Regions from separate parts of the Homo sapiens genome. Here region 2 is linked to region 1. The links are chromatin loops, found by intact Hi-C in ENCODE. Cell type or tissue: PC-3. All regions are shown on one strand.

Evidence for each region. Peaks named below come from ENCODE experiments on the same cell type or tissue, not always from the same donor. Only the 100,000 strongest peaks of a DNase experiment are listed, where the experiment ranks them.
Region 2: a loop joins it to region 1, with 4 times the contacts of the local background. A loop is called at or near these places in 5 of 110 quality-filtered maps.

What each region holds. Positions count from the first base shown.
Region 1 is chr11:44,139,461-44,141,960 of GRCh38, forward strand. All of the region lies in intron 7 of EXT2 (exostosin glycosyltransferase 2), which reads left to right. Among named protein-coding and RNA genes, the nearest start is that of EXT2, 45 kb to the left of the region's middle. In PC-3, no CTCF peak of the experiment used is centred here; a DNase peak (open chromatin) is centred at 1,521; H3K4me3 peaks cover 563 bases; H3K27ac peaks cover 1,891 bases.
Region 2 is chr11:44,227,914-44,230,413 of GRCh38, forward strand. All of the region lies in intron 10 of EXT2 (exostosin glycosyltransferase 2), which reads left to right. Among named protein-coding and RNA genes, the nearest start is that of ALX4, 81 kb to the right of the region's middle. In PC-3, no CTCF peak of the experiment used is centred here; no DNase peak of the experiment used is centred here.

The DNA.
Region 1 (2,500 bases):
GGAGGACTGGTCACATACCTTTTAGAAATAGCTGTTCACATCCTGCAGAAAGGAGAATGAGTTCTGATATCTGATTTTCATGGTGCCCTCTGCCTCTTCACTTTTCCTCTTCTCCCCATTTTGCTGCCTCTGCCTCCCTTCCCCCATTTCTTTCTAGCCAGCTCCATCCCCTATTGGAAATCCCGCTGGAAAGGGGAGACGAGCTTCATCTCCCACATGATTTGGGCCAGGGGCTAAAGCACTCCCATAAATCTGCAGCTCATTTTAATGCCACGTTAAAACAGTGTGAGCGGCTGGTTTCCGTGGCCCCTGCCCTTTTCTTTATGGGCTTCTTTGGCTCTTCTTTATAAAGAGGCCCTGTGGAGTCATTTTAAAGTCCTTATCAGTTTGCTGACAGCTATATGGGCCTTTCTGCTGAGTCCAGGAGCTCAGGCAGGCGTGTGAAACTTCTGATATTAAAATTGAAGAAAAATGCCAGGCAGAAGGGATTGGGTGGTGGGGCAGTGGTGCAGAGGTGAAAGACTAGCAAGATAATTAACCTTTGCAGGTCCGGAACCTCGCCGTTGGCCACTGGTAGGGGCAGGGCAGGAAGGGTTAGGCAAAAGAGGGTTTTCCAAGGGCTTTTATTTTTATCCCAAGATTAGAAATGCCATTCCACTGGCAGTTTGTGCTTTCACGCTTCAGCAAGTGAGTTGGGCAACTTGAAGGGTTAGGGTGGCCAGGTTTGCAATGAATTTTTTCCTAAAGGCAGTCTGACTGGCTGGACCTCTGCTTGCGTGTCTTTGCCAGCTCCAGCCTGCTGTCTCTGCCTCCGCAGCATCACTGTTATCGAATTTAAAGGGACTTTCATCAGTCTGCTTTGCTGACCCTTTTAGAACAGACTGTTAACCCTCAATAATCCTCCCAGAGAGTTTCATGGAAACACCAGGCCCTCCATAAATGTCAGCCTGCGATGCTTGGCCCTTTTTACCCTCTCTGTTATAGAGAAGTAGACTAGAGGCTGCTCCTGCCTCTATCCTACCACTTTTCTTTCTTTCTTTGCTGGAAAACTGCAGCAGACAGCTGAGGGGAAGGAAAAACCATTACCTGGATCAAGGCCAGTGGTTTGATGGGAGCTTCAAAATCTTTGGCATCTCCTGCCCAGAATGTTTTTCCAGGCATTTTAAAAAGAGCATCCTTACTCTCCTTCTCCTTTAAACCTTCCAACTTTGACTTCCAAAGGGGGATGGATGGGTAGAATAAGCCCTTAGAATGTACTTTATATCTTCCTGCTCTTCTTCTAACTAAAGCTTTTAGGAAGAGGTTAGTAGTGATAAGCAAAATCCAATGGGCATATATATTTCTAACTACTCTGTATACAGCTTTTTGGCACAAACATGTTATTTTTCCTTTTTCAAGTGGACATGAGCAGTTTTGCAAGTGTGTTCCATTTAAAATAGTCATTTAACTTGAGGTTGAGGCAAAAGCAAGAATTTTTATAGTAAGTTAGTCAAACATATATAGCTGTTGATCTTGGATTGTCATTGAACAAATAATAAAATATACTGATTCATTTTATTACTCGTGTAGCTGTTGTGGGGAAGAGTACAGTCATCCCTCAGTATCTGTGGGGGATTGGTTCCAGGACCTCCTGCAGATACCAGAACTCAAGGATGCTCAAGTCTCTGCTACAAAATGGCATAGTATTTGCATATGACCTATGTATATCCTCCCTTATACTTTAAATTACCCCTAGATTAATTATACTTCCTAATACAATGTAAATGCTGTGCAGATAGTTATTATACTGTATTGTTTAGGGAATAAGTGAAAGGAAGAAAATTTTATGTATGTTCAGTACAGGCACAGTTTTTTTTCCGAATATTTTTGATCTGTGATTGGTTGAATCCATGGATGTGGAACCACAGATACAGAACCGCAAATACAAGGGACCAACTGTAATTGTACAAAAACCAAATGAGCAGCAAAACAAAGCAAAATGCCCCAAACTCCAAAGTGGTAGAATCACTTTTCCATACTTTTCTGATGACTAAGTTGATATCATCTAATTAGTTAAGTTTAATTTAGGACAGTGAACTGGGTGTTATTGCTTATACTATACTCTTAACAAACTAAACAACTTTTAAGTATGTTGAAAGTTGTCAGTAAATTTATGATCATGAACAATCTTCATTACATAGCCTTTTGAAGGTGGCGGGTAAAATGGTCACACTTTCCTCCTTGGGCATTTGTTGGAGAATAGTCTCTAAAGTTAACCATCGGTTTAATCCCTTGTCATGAATCCCCAATATGGGATATTGCTTTAGGAAATAGCCTCCCTAATAAAAGTGTTAAATGTTAATTTGCAGCCTATGTAAGAAATCTCTGATTACTTGGGGCTGGTTTCCCACAGGGTGGGACTATTTGACAAATATTTCTGAGAAATAATGATCATTACAGGAAGCGAAGTGCAGGTTTATGAATTCATGCCGTACCTACTTAGACAAATATCTAGGTTTAC
Region 2 (2,500 bases), 88 kb after region 1:
CTCAAGTCTGATGGAAGCCTATGAATGCTTACTATGCAACTTCACACAATCCTTACAACAGCCCTATGATGTAAATATAAAAATTAGAATGGAAAGAAACAGTTGGAGGACGTTCTTACATTGTTACAATCCCCATTTGACTAGTGGTGTGGGATAGCCACAAATGGAAGGACTATCCAAATTATTGCTAAGTCCCTAACTTAGGCATAGAGTTTTTTATAACAGAGATAGGCTTCTGTCCCCAAAGATGCGTGCAATTTAAAATAGATGGGGGCACTATATATATGGAGGATTTCAACAGTATAGACAATTTAATATTGACTTTGTGAATAATATAACTGTGGAAGCACTGTTACTGGAACTCCAGGGATATTCTGTGAAGTTTCAAATGCCCACACCACAATATATAAAGGCATTTGGTAGTAATGACAAAAGGCTTACCCAGAGCATTTCCCCAAGGTAAAAGGAAAAAAGTTGAATTAGAGTAGGGGTGGGTAGCCATGAAGAGACAGGGTAGAGTTTGAGCTCTTGCTCGTCTGGCTGGGAAAATGCTTTACTGTATACATAATCGACTTCGTACTACACTAGGGCTCAATTAGAGAGGGCCCATCCCATTCTGTTTCACTCCGTTTTGATCCTGTAGTCAGCTGCAGAGTTATAGATTAAGTGACAAGGATGGTATCTTGATTGTATCCAGCTGCTTGGAATCAGTCAAGGGCTGAGAGGCCCCGCATGAGGAACAGCGCTCACTATAAAGGCTCCAAAGCAACCTGAAATTCAGGACACCTCTGATGCCTTTTAGAGCAGCATAGTTTAGTATCTGACCCATTGTCACCAAATTAAGTCCCTGAGAGGAGTCTGATAAGTGATTTCAGCCAACAGTAAGAGGACCGAAATCTTAACAGCATTGGACTTGACAACTGAGCCAATAATAGTAATAATGTAATTATTATGGCTGCAAAAGTGGGGCTTGTAAAGAAGAATCCCTAGGGAAAGCGATTTGAACTTTTCTTAGCATGGAGGAGAGAGCTGTGTTGACTCAAAGTAAACAGGGGGAGAAAAGCAACTTCCATCTTCAGCAGAAGTGCCAACTGAATTGGATGCCCCCTCCCCATGCCCTACTCCTTTTCTTTCACTTTGGCATCCCTGGTGTTTAGTTATGTGTGCTTGGGGCCCTTCGGAAATCTCTTTAACCCCATGAATCAGTGATCATGGCATTGGTGTGACTTGAACAGGCAGGTGCTTGGTGCTGAGAAAAGGAAGCTGGCAGCACATTTCATGGCATCTGCCCAGGCCCACAAAACAAACAGAAGTTATGGCTCACATACTGTGTTGCTGCTCTGGGCTCTATAAAACTGTAATAGTATCATATTATTTTAATCTGCTGAAATACAAATCCCAGAGTAGAGAGAACACAGCAGCAGCATTACACGTCTGAGAAAATGTTTGACATGGATTCATTTGTCTGCAGCTATTATGACGATGCCTGCGGTCGATTAGCTCTGTTGGTTACAACACAGTGTTAATGAAGCCAAGGTTGTGGGTTTGAGAGCCCTGTTAGGTGAGCTGGTTTCACACAAATGAAAGCTCTTTTCATGATCCCAGACCACGCCCAAGACCTAGGTCAGACATTCCATAAAAACACGGAGATGGTCACAGTGAGGACTGGGCAAGACAGTGCAGTGTCTCACCAAAAATGCCCCTTTACCTGCTTCTGGAAAAACAAGTCACAACATGTGCTTTAGTGGGGAATTAGGACTGTGGTCTTCACACAGAATGGATATCACGTTATTATTCATGGTAACTGCTGGTCAGTACTGCTGCAGGCTTCCTTCCTGAATTAAGGAATATACTGGCTCTGGTAAATATTTTCTCTGAAGAAAAGAGAAGGATTTTTGGTCCCCTTCATTCTTGGCTTTTTACTCACTGAGATTCTGCCCATTCGTGTGTTAGACAACTGTGTGTGGAATGTTGTTGCATACCAGGCACTGTTCTTTGTGCGTGGAATACCACAGTGTATAAAACAGTCTCTGTCCTCTTTGAGTTTAAATTCTGCAAGAGGAAAATACATAATAAACAATAAATAACCAATATAATGGTGCAAGTGAAAGTTTGGTAAAGAAAAGGATGAGGTTGGAGGGGTGTAGCGAGGAGTGGCTGGTTGCGGGTGCTGTTTGCTTCAGCAAGGAAGGTTCGAGAAGCCCTCTCAAAGTAGTTGACATTTAAACAGGGACCTGACAGATGAGAAGGACCCAAGCCTTTGGAAGAGCTGGAAGAACACTCCAGCCAGAAGAAACAGCAAGTGCAGAGGGCTTGAGGTCTAGTGGTGGCTGAAGAACAGAAGGGCCACTGGAGAGTGAGGGGACATGGTGAGAGAAGAGGTGAAGAGTGGATGGGCCCTCTGTGACATGTGAAGGAGTTCGGATATTATTCTCAGTGCAGTAGGAAGCCATTTTGTTTTGTTTTGAGGGCGGGACCTTTCTTTAAATATTTTGGGAGC